2 separate regions of the Mus musculus genome follow, and region 1 is linked to region 2. Evidence: chromatin loops called from intact Hi-C (ENCODE). Cell type or tissue: left cerebral cortex. All regions are shown on one strand.

Region 1 (8,000 bases), 68 kb before region 2:
TGAAAAATTCATTTTTTTAACAGCTGATTAGTATTTCCACGTATGTACCACTCTTTCATTTTTAAAAATTATGTTTGTGAGTACTTCTACATATATGTATGTGTACCATAAGTATGCCTCCTGCCAGCAGAAGACAGAAAGGAGGATGTTGGATTCCCTGGGACTGAAGTTACAGATAGTTGTGAGCTGCCATGTGGATCCTGGGAGTTAAACCATAGTTCTTTGGGGAAACAGCCAATGCTTCCTCCACCCACCCCACCCCCTTCATGCCCAGACAGGGTTTCTCTGTGGAGCCCTGGTTGTCCTGGAACTTGCTCTGTAGACCAGGCTGGTCTTGAACTTCGAGATCCACCTGCCCCTTCCTCCTAAGTGCTGGGACCCCATCACCACCTGGCTAACTACTGAGTCAACTTTCCAGCCCTTTGTACCACACTCCACTATCCATTCAGTTGAAGGACAGTTAGGTTGTTTCCACTTCTAAGCTATTGGGAACATGGCTGAACACATGGAGTAGATGCCTACTCCTTTGGGCATATGCCAAGGAGTGGTATAGCTGAGTCATGTGGCAGAATTATTTTTTAGCTTCTTGAGAATTCTCCAGGCTGATTTCTTTCTTTTTTTTTTTTTAAGATTTATTATTTATTATATGTAAGTACACTGTAGCTGTCTTCAGACACTCCAGAAGAGGGAGTCAGATCTTGTTACGGATGGTTGTGAGCTACCATGTGGTTGCTGGGATTTGAACTCTGGACCTTCGGAAGAGCAGTCGGGTGCTCTTACCTGCTGAGCCATCTCACCAGCCCCTCCATGCTGATTTCTATGTGGCTGTTGCAGTTGCAATGCTTCCAACAGTGAATGAAGCTTCCCTTTTACCCTCATCTCCTCCAGCATTTGTTGCTCCTTGTTTTGTTGATCTTTGCCATTCTGACTGGGTAAGATGAATCTTAAAGTTATTTAATTTACATTTCCATAATGTCTAGAAACAGTGAACATTTTTGAGGCATTTCTTAGTTTTTGTTGTTGTTGTTTGTTTGTTTTACTTCTTTTGAGAACTCTCTGTTCAAGTCCCAGATAAGTGGACAGATCATCTGCTTAGTTTGTTTCCTTGGTTTTGAATTTCCTTGTATGTTCTGGGTTTCCATCTTCTGTTAGATGTATAGGTAGCAGAGATTCTCTCCTGTGTGTGGGTTTCCTCTCTACACAGTTGATTGCTTCTTTTGTTGTTTAGAAGTTTTGGGGGCTAGAGAGATGGCTCAGCGGTTAAAAGCACTGACTGCTCTTCCGAAAGTCCTGAGTTCAATTCCCAGCGACCACATGGTGGCTCACAACCATCTGTAATGGGATTTGATGCCCTCTTCTGGTGCATTTGAAGACAGCTATAGTGTACTCATATACATAAAAATCAATTAATGAATAAATCTTTAAATAAACAAAAAGTTTTTATTTGTTTTATTTTTTGTTTGTTTGTTTTGTTTTGTTTTTTTGAGACAGGGTTTCTCTGTGGAGCCTTGGATATTCTGGAACTCACTCTCTCTGTAGACCAGGCTGGCCTCCAACTCACAGAGATCCACCTGTCTCTGCCTCCTGAGTGCTGGGATCAAAGGTGTGTGCCACCATAACCTACTTTGTTTAGAAGATTTTTAGTGGGATTTATGAAATGCTACTTGTCAATTGTTGGCTTAATTGGTTTGACTACTTCTGAGATGAATTAACTGACCGGATTTGGCCATGACTTTGCAGGCTGAATTTTAATTATTTTAGTTGAAATGTCTTTTTTCCACAATTTGAATCAGTTTCTAGGAAAAATATACAGCTAAGATGTTCAGCATCTAGAATTTTAGCAAAGCTCAAATTTAAATGCTTTCTTGCTAGTTTTAAATTGTATATACTATTGAAACCCTTTTATTTACTGTGAACTGATTTCCAGGAAACTGCTTGTAAAGGTTTATTTTCCTGTGACTCTCTCAAGCACTGACAGTAACTCATTTGATATTTATTGTCCAAATGTTCTTGCTCAAAATGCTCACTTTATTACAACAGAGTTTTGTGGTCGTGTCATTATTTTTGCCAGATACTGTATAGAACAAAGGAGTGACAGTGGGCGGGGCTCACCATCACCCTGATACTATATAGAACAAAGTGACAGTGGGCGGGGCTCATCATCAGTGCCTTGTCATTTTAGATTAAAACAGTTCATGGAAGAAATGCCTTTTTTTGTTTGTTCATTTGTTTGCTTTTTTGGTTTTTTTTGTTTGTTTGTTTGTTTGTTTTTTTGTCAGTAAATGTTTTTCTTGGCTAGACTTACTTTAAAATTGGATTGGGTCTTCTGTATCCCAGGCCAGTCTTGAGTTATCTGTGTATCTGAGACAGGCCTTGGACTTTTGACCCTCTGGATATGCCTTCTGAGTGCTGCGTTATGGATTATATGGTGCTGGGGTGGAACCCAGGCCCTGTGCACACCAGATTCTACCATCAGAGCTACATCTCCAGCTGTAAATATTATTACAGAAGTCACAATTAATTATTTTAAAGTCAGAGGCAACCTGAATAAATATGTTTAAAGTGTTCATGAATCATTAGTGTAAACTTTATTTAAAATTGAATGTTGTCTTTTAAAGAATATCCATTCTATGGATTAAAAGTTGTTTGACTTGAACCTTTTAAAAGGACCAGTGTAAATACGGCATTCCATTCCAATCTGTTCCGGAGGGGACCACTTAGCCTTTCAAATGCAAAGTTTAGCAAGTTCAGCCTCTTAAACCAAAGAATAAAAGAGCATGTAATGTTATACAGAGCTAGATTTGATAAAAGAATTAGATAGTTGAAACAAATTTTCTTCCAAATTCAGCCATCTTATAACAACATCTATCAGTGTTGTTAAAAGATATATTAATTACAATATGCTAAATACAAACAGAGTCTAACTGGAAAAAATATAAAGATTCAGTCATATACTGTTTCAATCTCAAATAATCAGGACATTAGGGTATTTATAAATAGATTGAGTCCTGCCAACCACTAAATGAACACTTTTGAAAAATATCTCCTAAGATGCCCTAATTAAGTTACTAATACAAAATATCAAAAGAATTATCCAAGCTGTTTTACTGTGGATTTTTAGAATTTCTGCCTATAGACACAGGTAATATCTTGAAATATTTTACTATTTAAGGGGAAATGGGTATCCTAAAGTATTTGAATGTACAGAAAAAGACAACGTGGGAGATTCCATGAAGCAAAAACATGTAACACTAAGTCCTATAAAAATGTTTACCTCTAGGTTTTAAAAAATCCATCTGAATTTTTTTAGCTCACAGTTCTAGGAGCTAGTCAAAATCAAGGGAAATTTAAGAATCTTTGTTTTTTTTCTGTAACAAAAGCTTGACATATACAGTCATATAACAGGAAGTAGAAGATTGCAAAGAGAGGCAGCACTTTACTATGTGTGAGTGCATCACAGAGCTGAGTGCTCTTCCGAACCTCACAGTGGGAGCCTTTGCCAAGTCCCCTGTGGGCTTTGTTAAAGGCTGGTTTGCCTGATCAGTTTCCATGTTTTCCTGATTATACAAATAGTTAAATCTGTGCAGTTTTGTTTAAAATTTTAAAATAATTTATTTTATCCCCTCATGGTTAATGATGTCAAGTGTTTTATAGTGGCCATTTAGATGTCTTCTGAGAAATACCTATTTAGGATTATCACTTATTTTCAGAATTGAGTCATGTGGATTTATGCTGATGAGTTCTTGGAGCTCCTTACATATTCTAAATATGTCAGTTTGCCTTGTTTTGGGATACAGAATCCAACCATATGGTCTAGGCTAGCCCTGACATCATAATCCTCTTGCCTTAGCTGCCCATCGTAGACATGAGCCATCATGGTTAGCTTCTGCATGTTACTTCTTTGCCAGGCTATAGTTTATAAATGTTTCTTCTGTTCTGTAGACTGTCTCTGATTTCCCTCGTGCTTGTCACCTGCACCATGCCTGGGCTGTGTTTAAAGCTGTTCACGAGTCATATGTTGTCTGGTTCTCGTTCCCAGTTGTGCTCTAATGACGGGAGTCTCATGCACTTGTGCTCTTTGTCTGGGCAGATATTCTGATGCAATTAGAAAGATGCCAGAGCTTTTAAGACACCCATGGAGATCAGAATCTACTGCTTCTTGGTTCTTGATAACTCTATTTCAATTAGCTACTGCTCTGTGCTAAAGAAACACAGGGTTTCCAATCCTCTCTTTTCCCATTAGTTTATTTATATGTGTCTTATCAGGTGGAAGATCTCTTACCTCACTTTATCCTGTACTCTCAATACATTAAAGAAATGGTGATTTAGAATCATCATTTTCAGAGTGCAACCCAGAGGCCCAGAATCCTCAGAGTTAAAACTATTTTGCATGTAATTGTAAGACATCTATCCTTACTCATATAGTTGAATCTTCTAGCAGCTGCATGACGTGCTGCAGTGTAACCATTGGTATAGATAGGATGCCTAGATGTCTGATAACCAGGATCAACACTAAAATGATTTGCTAAGTGTGAAGCCAATTTGTTTTCTTCTTAGATTTTTTTCCTCTTTAAGTTAGACTTTGACAATTTCTTTCTTGTATGTAGTGCACTGATTCCATGTATTTTTCCACCATTCACTCTCCTTATCCCTCCTCCTCTCCCTGCAAGACTTCCTCCCACGTTTCCCAGCTTTTGTTTTTGTGTGGTGACTCACTGAATTCAGGGCCTTACGCATGAGTATGGGTATGACTGTGTCCACTGGACCATGGGGACTCACCAGTGGCCACATCACTGAAGACAAGGACTCTCCACTTCCATTCTCCAACAGCAGCAAATCATTCTCCAAGAATGATCAGTTCTTTTTGGAAAATAATGTTTTCATAAAAATATGTAATAATCTTGTTATCTATCATTATCATGTATAATGATGGGCACATCTTAGCATAGCACATGGTGGCAGGCAGAGGACAACTTCCCCTAACCTTTGAGACAGGGATTCTCTGTGTAGTGCTGACTGTCCTAGAATTTGCTCTGTAGACCAGGGTGGCTTTGAACTCAGAAATCCACCTGCCTCTGCCTCTGCCCCCAAGCGCTGGGATTAAAGGTATGTGCCACCACCTCTAACTAGAAGACAACATTTAGGATTGTGTTCTCTCCTTCCACTGTGAGCTCCAGGGGTCAAACTCACGGCGTTGTCAGGCTTGCTTGACTATTGCTTTACTTGCTGAGTCTGCATTTATTATTTTTAAATGAACTGAAAAATACTACCAGAATTTTTGTTTCAATTTTTTTATATGATTACCATTACTCATAGTTGGAGTCCCCTAACTCAAAAGGCTGATATCCAGAATCCAACCGTTTTTGAGTACTGACTAGATGCCAGACATGAAAATTTGCATACCTGATCTCTTGTGACAGGCTGTAGTCAAAGCAGATGCTGTAAACATATAAAATTACCTTTAGTTTGTGTGTAAGGTACATATGAAACATCGTGACATTTGTGTTTAGACTTGTCTCATCCCCAAGACATCTTACTCTGTGTGTGTCAGTGTTCCGTGTGTGACAGGATCTGAAATCTGAAGCACTGAATATCCCAAGCATTTTGGATAATGGATACTCAACTTAAATCAACAGATACTAATAACTTTTTAGAATCCAGATTCTGAAGCCAGTAAGATTGACAAGCACTAGTTTATAAGGCTTAAACTATTTTAGAAAACAGACTAACAAAAAGATGGAGTCTTACGTAGTAAAGCTATTTCCCAATTGTAGTTATTTAGCTTAATTTCTGACTGTTGGGCGTTTTTGTCAAGTTCAGTCATTCTTGGTCTGTCTGTGACCCCACTTCTTCCACCTCCAGACCTAGGGATGGAATCCAGAGCTTCATGGGTGCTGGGCAAGTGCCTGTTCAGAAGGGCTTCCTTTGCTTTTGGTTATGCAGGGTATCAGGCCTGGCGGTACTGAGCCTATACACTATCTTGCCCTTGTTTGTTTGTTTGCTATTATTTGCCAGAATTGAAGTCTAACTTTGCCCTGTTGGTTGATAGCTACTGTATGACTCTGATAGGATAGGTTGCTGTCAAACCATGACCAGGGTCACAGCAACGATGGTGGAATTACATAACAATGTAATGTGGAGGCAGGCTGAGGCCAGAGATACTGGTAGCATCCGCCTTAGGCTGTGTCAGGTCTGTCCCATCTAATAAGCATGGAAGTCTTTGCTGGAGCTCTCAATTACCATTTTCACTTAATATTTCTTTGTAACTTAAAATGTTTTATTATTAATTAAATTTATTTTTTAAGTTAAAATATAATCACATAAATTAATCCTTCTTAAAGATCAATTTTCTTCATGCGTGTATGCCTCTTATTCCTGGGACTTGATACAGGGCCTTTGTGTGACACATACTTTTTTTTTTAATACTTTTTATTAGGTATTTTCCTCATTTACATTTCCAATGCTATCCCAAAAGTCCCCCATACCCTCCCTCCCACTCCCCTACCCACCCATTCCCATTTTTTGGCCCTGGCGTTCCCCTGTACTGGGGCATATAAAGTTTGCAAGTCCAATGGGCCTCTCTTTCCAGTGATGGCCGACTAGGTCATCTTTTGATACATATGCAGCTAGAGTCAAGAGCTCCAGGGTACTGGTTAGTTCATTATGTTGTTCCATCTATAGGGTTGCAGGTCCCTTTAGCTCCTTGGGTACTTTCTCTAGCTCCTCCATTGGGGGCCCTGTGATCCATCCAATAGCTGACTATGAGCATCTACTTCTGTGTTTGCTAGGCCCTGGCATAGTCTCACAAGAGACAGCTATATCTGGGTCCTTTCAGCAAAATCTTGCTAGTATATGACATGGTGTCAGCGTTTGGAAGCTGATTATGGGATGGAACCTTGGATATGGCAGGCTCTAGATGGTTCATCCTTTTGACACAGCTCCAAACTTGTGACATACTTTTTAATTTTTAATTTCAGAAATCAATTTTTTTTGAGACAGGGTCTTTCTGTGTAATCTTGGCTGTCCTGGACCTTGCTCTGTAGACCATGCTGGCCTGGTACTCACGAGATCCTTCTGCAAGTGCAGGGATCAAAGGTGTGCACTACCACTGCCCAGCCAGAAATTGATTGAGGTGTTATCTTTTTCTTCCTATAAGAGTTTAGGGTCCCCCAAAAATGCTGTCCCTGACTTTAGCAATAATTCTGTAAATGAAGAGGTTGTATAACAGGTTACAGGGGTTCAATTCTTCCTGAGGCACTGGTAAACATTGTGAGCTCAGTCAGGATGGAAAGCGGTGGACTCCCCCTTAGCAAGAAGGCAGTGACTGATATAGTTTAGGACTTGTGCCTGGTTGGTATGAAAGGCGGTGGAAGTGGAAGCTTATTGTGACTAGCATAAATACATCCTCCATTTACATCCCACTAGGCCTTCTATCTCTATTGAGATTACATTTTGAATCAGCTTCAATCAAACCTCCAGACCTGCTTATTGGTACTCAAACAGGGGGCCAATGAAAGAAGTCCCGAGTGGTCTTTTCTTGCTTGCTTGTGATCCTTGTTGGTAAGGCAGGCTTAGGTGCTAACAGCAAAAGGAGGGGAGGGGGATGATTGCAGCAGTGCTGACAGCTGTAACAGCAGCTGTTGCAGCAGGAGCTTGACTGAAGAATTCCAGAGAGCAGAAACTGTAGGGAGCTAAGGCAGCTGAGAGGAGGGTCACTGAAGAAGATGGGGGTTGTGAAGAGATAAGGATGAGAAGCTATGGACAGTGTAAGCATAGTGCTCCCAGATGGCTGGCTTTCATGGTCCCTTAATTCGAACGACCCACCAGCATCCACTGAATTAACTTGCACAGGTGCCATCATGATTTGCTCCATGGAAAGGATACAAATTGGCTCAGCTCAGACAGAGAAAATACTTGAAGCAGGGGCAGAACAAATACTGACGTGGAGCTTCTGCTGTCTCCTGTCCTGAGTGAGGACATATTCTTCCTTCATTTTTGTA
Region 2 (8,000 bases):
CAAGGATGGGCAGAGTCAGTTCTGAAGATAGCCCAAAGACTCTTGCTCTAAGTAAAACCTAGCTACCACCGGTTCTTCCACCAAGAATAATCTTATATAGGCCTTGTGCACTACCAGTTTGGACTCCCACCGAAGCCACTCTTTCTGGTTTTTGTTATGGAATCAGAATATCAGAGTCCCCTTCCCAGACCCTGACTTTCACAACCTGTTAATAACCATAACAGGGACCTTGAGATCAAAGACGGGGATTCAGACGCAGACTTTCCCCTCTGCTGTCTGGCTGGGAGCAAGTCACTAGTTTCTTTGTCAGATGAAGTTACTGACATTGTTTTGTACTTTTCAGGTGGTTGTGACAGCCATGGGGACACTAAGCAGGGTTGCAAGTAGTCTTTACTCCTTACTGAATTCTGTCCCCTTCTCTTCCAGTTTCTCATCCTCCTTCCAACCTTGCTTCCTCACTGGCATCCCTGTCACTGTCATATGCCTTTAAAAAGATCTGATTAGAGCTAGAGTGGGGACTGGATGAGTGGCATACACAGTAGGAAGGGCCGTGTCCAGACGTGCTGTGTGCTGTGGACCAGTGTTTGCTAAGCTTTGTCACTTGTACCCAAGAAATTTCTAGAGAATCTTGGGTATGTAGATATACAAAATAAATATGTAGATGTTTTATTTATATGCTTATTTTTATTATTACCAACCATATTATATTGTAATACTTTATAATTTTAATTTTAATATGAGCATATATATTTACTATTATATGTCACAGATAATAAATCATAAAAATTTAAAATAATTCTTTGGGATATTTGTAATTTTACCATTTATTAGCAAGAAGGCAAGTTTGCATGCCAATGAGGATGTGCCCCTAACTTGATACAGTTCACAGACACACTAATTTGATACATGCTGATGAATAGCTATAAAAAGTCATTTGGTTAATTAAACCATTAAGTTTCTATAAGAACAGGAAACTTTGCCATACAGTAAAAATATTGATTTCCAGTATGCAGTTGTCTCAAATCTGAGACAAGGTGTTCCTTATAGTACTCTTTGGCATTGCAACATATGGAAGATTGCATGGTGCCAAGTTCACATGTACAGTGAGACTCAAACCTGTGGTAAAGTCATGCTGTGCAACGTAGTGGGGCTGTGCAGAAAAACCACAGATTTACAACATGGGGTGCACATGTCACATTTGTGCCTAAATGTTCCACACTTGTGCTCTGCACTTTGACCAGTTATGAGTTCCCACATTAACCACTCTCCACTGTACAAAGACACCTCTCTAATGAGTTCTGAAAGATGCCCTGATCTATAGCGAGAGAAATGAATTTAGAGAGCAGTTTGATACTGTGGCCATTTAGCAGAAAATAGTAATAGGCTCACTTCTGGGGCCTGTGAACTCTCCAGGCATAGGTTCTTGGTCAGATTTATAGTACCAGGTGCATTGTCTTCTATTGTGGAGTGGGCCTTAAGTCCAACCAGAAAGCAGTTGGTTACCACCCCTACCCCCACCCGCAACATTCATGCTACTGCTGAAACCATGGGCTGATCTTGCCAGGGAGGTTGTTATTACAGTTCACAGGGTGAATATGATGTCTTAAAATTAACAAACAAGCAAAGGACTCGTAGGTTTACAGATGAGCAAAGTCACACCTAATCCATGTATGTTTTTCAAGGCTTCCCGGATGAAGTTGTATTTGGGTTGAACCCTGACAACTATGTCTCTCACTCCACCAACTTCGAGTTAAACTTGAGGAAACATCTATTACTTTTCCTTTACTTCACCGTTATTATTGCTGCTCTTGTGGTCTGTTACTAACCTTTGAAATTGAAGGTAAATAAGCAGATGAACCAATGAGTAAAAAAGTGCCCCCCCCCCCAACTTCATAGTTCATCTTATTTTCTCACAGTGTGGACATGGTACACTAGGATCTCAGCTCTGCTCCCTCCCAGCTGTCTATACAGCATTGGGGATTTAGCCTCTGTGAGTGTCAGTTCTTGGAAGTACAAAATGAGGATACTATTCATATGGCTTACAAGGTTTATCTGTGGATTCATGAGACTGTGCATGTAATCAGCAGAGAGCATGGTACGTAAGCACTCACTGACAAAGTGTAGCCATCATTAACAGTCTATTCACTTAACAAGGCAGAAGTAGCCAGGTACATGCAAGCACAATGACAGACATTTGTCTAGAACATTAGAACATTTATAGAAGCTCAGAGTTTCTGAGTTTGCACCTTTGTTACTTAAAGTTGGTCTCCAAAACCAACTCAGAAGTGCAGTTCTCACACTGCAGACACACTACTGGTCACACACTTGACAGGTACTTGGTTTGTCATCCTACAGTGTTATTTTCTTTCTCCTTCAAGGTCTTGTTACTACCCAAGCTGTAATTTAACCCAGCATGTCTTGCTTAATAGAAAAACTAACAAAGACAGTAAAACTCTGCCGAGTTTATAATAAACTTTATTTCTAGACACAATGTTCACTTTACCTGGCCATGCATCTTTCTAAGAAAGTTTACTATGGGTAATTTTGTGCATAGTTGGATTTTAATTATTTTAACTGAAGCACAAGGGCTAATAGGAACTTGGCTAAGATGTTCAAGACAGAAAACAAACATACCAACAATTACGGGTTACTCCCATAATTCTTTTCTCTAAGTTAGAATTGTACATTGTTGAAAACAAATGCCACTATGTTTGCCTTTGGGAATTTTGTGTGTGTGTCCACTGAGGACTGGGTCAACATGACTTTCAGCTGAATGTGTCCAAGGACTTAACTGACACTGTGTTTCCAGTCATCACATGACTAACTAGGCTAGAGCTGAAGAATCACTTATGTTAGGCAAGAAAGCTTTGTCCAATGTGCCTCCTCTCAGTCGTATCATTTTATAATCTCTTATCAATCATCTGAAGCTAAACTTGTGAAACTGAAATGTGCATAGAGTAATGCTAATATCTCTCTTTTATTTGCTTAATTTAAAACCACAAAGATCTGGGAATATAGTATGATTCCCAGGGAGGGTGCTTGACTAGCATGGCTGAGGCCCTGCATTCAGTTTCCAGTACAGAAAAAAAAGAATAAAGAGGTAAAGTACTTTCTGTGCAAACATCAGGACCTGAGTTTAGATCCCAGCACCCACATAGAAGCTGGGTGTGGCATAGTGTGTCTAGGCCAGGGAGCAGAGACAAGCAGAGCCCTATTGCTCATTAAGGTCATTGGCCAATCAGACTGGCCAAACCAGTGAGCTTCATCTTCATTGAGCGACACTATTTGAGAACAAGAAAGTGCTACACCTTATCACCTGAGATAGTCATTGATCTCTGGCCTTTACAGATACACACAAGCACACATGCACGCACATACACAGCACTCATTATTTCCAATATCTTAATATAATTTAAGGATGACTCATATCTTAATTAAATTAGCGTTTTCATTGGAATAATTCCTATATTTTATAAAATCTGAAATGTGTGCATAGTGGTCAATTGACTGGATTTCTGCTTTGGTTTGGTTTTGGTCTAAAACTCAAATCCAGGTCCTTGTACATTCCAGACACATGGTTCTGCTGCTAACCTACAGCCTCCAGCTACCACCTCCCTCCCCCCACCACCCCCGTTCATTTAAATCCAGAATTTTAAATTCCTTAAATACAATGTAGCATTCGAATCTTAAGATAAATTATATAGCAAAGACAAGGAAACAGATGAGAGATGGTTAGAAAACCAAATGGAAAACACTGAAGCCAGGTGTAATGGCGCATGCCTTGAGAGCCCAGCATTCCAGAGGCAGAGGCAGGCAGATCTCAGGAAATTTAAGGTGAGCTTCATCTACATAGTGAGTTCCAGAACAGCCAGGGCTACATGTGAGATTCTGTGGGGGTTCAGATGGGGAGAAGCCCCTTAGGGAGCTATAGCATTGCTCTTGAATAGAATTGTGTTTGAGTTTCTCAGCCAGTAGCCCCTTCTATACAGCTGAAGGCAGGGTCTGGTAAGCACGGCCACACTGCGTCGGGGGCCCGTGCTTCCGCATTATTCTTAGCTCCCCTCCTCTAGCCTCAGTCTCTGAACAAAAAAAGTATTGGGACTAGGAAACTAGGCTCTAGCATATTGGTGTATTAAGTGTAGATCTACAGCCAAATGCACAGTGTAGACAAAGCCGCCCACTAGCGGATGTCACCCATGCCACACGCATGCTTTCTATTCTGGATGAAAATGCAACACTTAAAGTCCTGTTTTTCTTCATCAAAATATGTAGCTATTTTTTGTTCACCTTTAATAAAACTGGAGGTCAGTTAAGCGGCCTCACCCCCAATGCGCAAAAAAGAAGTCTGGGTTCACCCCAGTGGGGCAGCTCATTCCACACATGACATGCAGAGGCGTGGGCTGGCCCTCAGAGTCTACCTAGCAGACATTGATTTGTTTGGCTAGTTTTGCTCTTAATTACAACCCTTGGTATGTGCTGATTTCCTCTGCCTTTAGTGTGGGACTCACTCATTGCTCATTACCTTTCTACAGATATTTTTTTTTCTTTCCTTGAGCCAGCAAGAAAAATCTTGCATGAGAGGAGGGGGGAAAGAGCGAGTTGAGGAACACAGTACTTAAATACTGCTACTGGGTTTTCATTGGTTGTCTCGGCTCTTCCTGTGGCCAGTCTAGTCTTGCTTCCCCCTGCAAATCCCTCCCTCTTCTCCCCCTCCTGCAAGTGAGTTCGCCGGGTGTCTGTTGCTAGCGACTGACTGCAGGCTGTATGTAGGCATCTCTCATTCAGAATGGACATTGACGTGTTGAGCAGAGAAGAAAGCTTTCAGCAATGTGTCATTTGTCACAATTGTCAGGCTTTTTAAAAAAGGACTCCCAAGGAGAGATGCTGCATGCTTTGTATGGTAGCACAGACTGATTTCCTCTGCAGACTCTTAAGTTTTCAGAAGCTTAAATATAGAGCCCTGTTATAAAAGGAAGAGAGAATTTGTGTGTTAAATCGGCCTTGTGAAGAAGTGCTTCATCACTCTCCTGCACCTCCCTGTGCTCTGGTGCGTGGCGTGGCCACGGCTCTCTAGGTTAGGGCTCGGAGCTGGCTGCAGCATGCTCATGTGCTAGCTGAGTAGAGTTCACCGGCAGTCGCAGGCTGACACAGGGTTTTTTGGTTTTTGTCTTTCTATTCCGTTGAATATCAGAATGCCATCCAAAGAGTCTTGGTCGGGGAGGAAAGCTAACAGAGCCACAGTCCACAAAGCAAAACCCGAGGGCCGGCAGCAAGGCTTACTGATAGCAGCCTTGGGAATGAAACTGGGCTCTCAAAAGTCATCTGTGACAATCTGGCAACCTCTGAAACTCTTTGCTTATTCGCAGTTGACATCACTTGTTAGAAGAGCAACTCTGAAAGAAAATGAACAAATTCCAAAATATGAAAAGGTTCACAATTTCAAGGTAAGAGTATTTTTGTTTCTGGCCTTTTCTCATAAAGAATGCTCAGTGCTTGGAGTGTGCAGTGTTACAGGCTCATCTTTGGATGCCTTTGAAAAATTAAGGTGATTTGACTGAAATGTTCTTGCTATTCAAGGAAAGGACATGTTTAAATCCTGATTTTATTTAAGGTAGAGCTAAATAGAGCTCATAGAAATCCAGCCCCGTTTTCTCGGGTGCTGTGACAATGTTCTCTGTAATCACTGTACACACTGCTAAGTCTTGACGATGTTATAAAGGTCTCTAATCATTAGTTTGGCCTTGCATGTATCTGTTTTGCAATGTATCTACCTCTGTTGGTGATTTCAGAAAGGGATTAAGTCTTATCTGTCCGATTCTGTCCGAGGCTTTGCTGTAGCAGGCATGTTCAGTCGCATCTGGAGTGAGCAGATGGTGTGCATTTCCCGTAGTTTCTGTCTTCTCTCCTCCTTCCGTTAATACATTGACCACAGTAATAAGAGGATTGCTGCCCTGGGACCATAGACGCTGTGACTGGCAGCTTCCCTGCGTCTCTTTGTGGTGACTTTCACCTTGCATATATTGTTTTTAATTCCTGCTGTAACATGTTTTATGCAGTGTACCTGAATCTTCCTTTATGAAGATTATATATATCTATATATCTACACACACACACACATATATCTTGCCTGTACTTACTTCATGGTATAAGGCCTTGAAGTTGTGCTCTTTACATGCTAAATCAGGGGATATGCAACTTGAAGTCATGTGTAAGGAGACCCAGCTACACTCAGCAGGCAGATGAGCCAGCATTTTATAGTAACTTCCTGATAGTTAAAAGTTGTCTTAAGACTCAAGAATATTCAGTTTACACAGAGTATCATTAATGTTCGAATGGAAATATTTGATTGCAAAAAAAAAAGGTGTTAGGCCTGGAAGTGTGTGTGTGGGGGTTATCTGTTAATTTATTTAACATTTATTCAGCATATAGAGTGCACCAGGCTCTCTACTAAGGGACTTTATCCAGATTTATAATCCATCCTGACTTTTAACACCAGCATTTATTTTATTCATGCTAAAAAACAAAACAACAAACATGCCTCAGTATACTCTGCGTTTTCTATACTGAGGAATAGATTGTAGTCTTCATACTATTTGGGGGTTACTTTTCAACCAATATTTTTGTTTTAAAATGGAATTGAGACAGTTCAATAAATCAAAAATTGGCAGAAAATGGAAATATGTACATCCAGCCTTAGCCACATCGTCCACTTATAAACCAAAAATAAATAAGTAAACAAATCAATAAATACCTGTAGGCTGCTGAGTTTTGGTGATTTATAGCCTGATCTTACAGGACTTTTCCCAGGAAAGTGGCCCGTAAGTGCCTATTAAGTTAGAAGGGAAGAACCATCTGCAGAGTCTAGAGATCCTGGGACTTCCAAAGCATCTTCAAAGAGGTGCATCTGCTAGGCAAGACGGCCTATGACATGATCCCTTAGTGCTAAGTCAGGTTCTGCAAATGCTGCTGAGCAGGATTGGTTGGAAGCAGCCGGGTCTGTTGAAGGATTTGCATGAACAAGCATATACTTTCCCCTCTCCTGAAGACTGTATCTTTTAGGTTTTTTTCACATAGCTTTATAAGAAGTAAATCCTGCACATCCAGAAAGTATTAACTGTGACTGATTGTGACCCTGGCCACCACCAGAACTGGAGCCTGAACCTAGAACCTTGTGCCTGCCAGGCAGACACTATACCAGTGAGCTCTACCCTGGCCTCAGCATACTTGTTTTTGTTTATTTTGGGGTTTTTTTTCTCTTCTATTTTGTTTTAAGAACATAAAATGTGGAAGACTTCTTTCTCTGGAGCTAGCAGATGAAACCCAGCTGAGGCCTGTTCATTAACAGTCCATGTCAAGAAGGGTTTTCTGTGGGACAGTGAAGTATTCTCACAGTGTTTAGCATCACTAATAAGGTTCAGAAGTCTCAGAGTTTGACTCCTCCTATTAAAATAACAGGTTTTTTTTAAAATGTGCCTGTGGAGTAACATGTTCAAAAATGTTTTCAGAAAAAGAAAGAAAAGAAAAAAGAAAGGGTCCTGCTTGACTTGGGCGAATATCCCTGAAAGACCTGCAGCTCTAGCAGGAACTCAGTCCATGCAGATGCTGGCATAGAAGGGCACTGCCTCTGGTACACACGTGCAGTCAGCTACTGTGGGAAACAGAACAGTTTCCATGATAGCCCGTCATGTGGTCTGCCTGCAGTGCTCTCTCAGTGGAGTGTTTTCCCAGTGACCTCCGCCTCACCAAAGCCTCCTTTCCCTGTGCTTTGCCTCTTGAGCTGCTTCTTACGTAATGCTGCTCGGTGCAGAGTGCACAGCTGTCAGATCTTATTTCGGGGTGAATGCAAGAGCACCGGTTACCTTTGGTGCAAGCACTCACCAAGGAGGGAGCCATTCAGAGCAGCTGTACCCTGTGACTGGGGATTTGTAGGAGAAAGTGAAAAAATGGATTCTACTGTTATGTAACCTTCTCCTCTCCTCCCGACCCCTCCTCTCCCTCTC

What was found. Peaks named below come from ENCODE experiments on the same cell type or tissue, not always from the same donor. Only the 100,000 strongest peaks of a DNase experiment are listed, where the experiment ranks them.
Region 1: a loop joins it to region 2, with 2.5 times the contacts of the local background. A loop is called at or near these places in 3 of 42 quality-filtered maps.

Annotation. Positions count from the first base shown.
Region 1 is chr2:73,724,777-73,732,776 of GRCm38, reverse strand. All of the region lies in intron 1 of Chn1 (chimerin 1), which reads left to right. Among named protein-coding and RNA genes, the nearest start is that of Chn1, 47 kb to the left of the region's middle. In left cerebral cortex, no CTCF peak of the experiment used is centred here; DNase peaks (open chromatin) are centred at 515, 3,481 and 4,702; H3K27ac peaks cover 1,080 bases.
Region 2 is chr2:73,657,124-73,665,123 of GRCm38, reverse strand. Chn1 (chimerin 1) reads left to right here. Exons shown (of 13, transcript NM_001113246.2): 7 at 5,367-5,444. Among named protein-coding and RNA genes, the nearest start is that of Chn1os3, 65 kb to the right of the region's middle. In left cerebral cortex, a CTCF peak has its summit at 4,201; DNase peaks (open chromatin) are centred at 5,853, 6,203, 6,953, 7,813 and 2 more places; H3K4me3 peaks cover 3,786 bases; H3K27ac peaks cover 4,006 bases.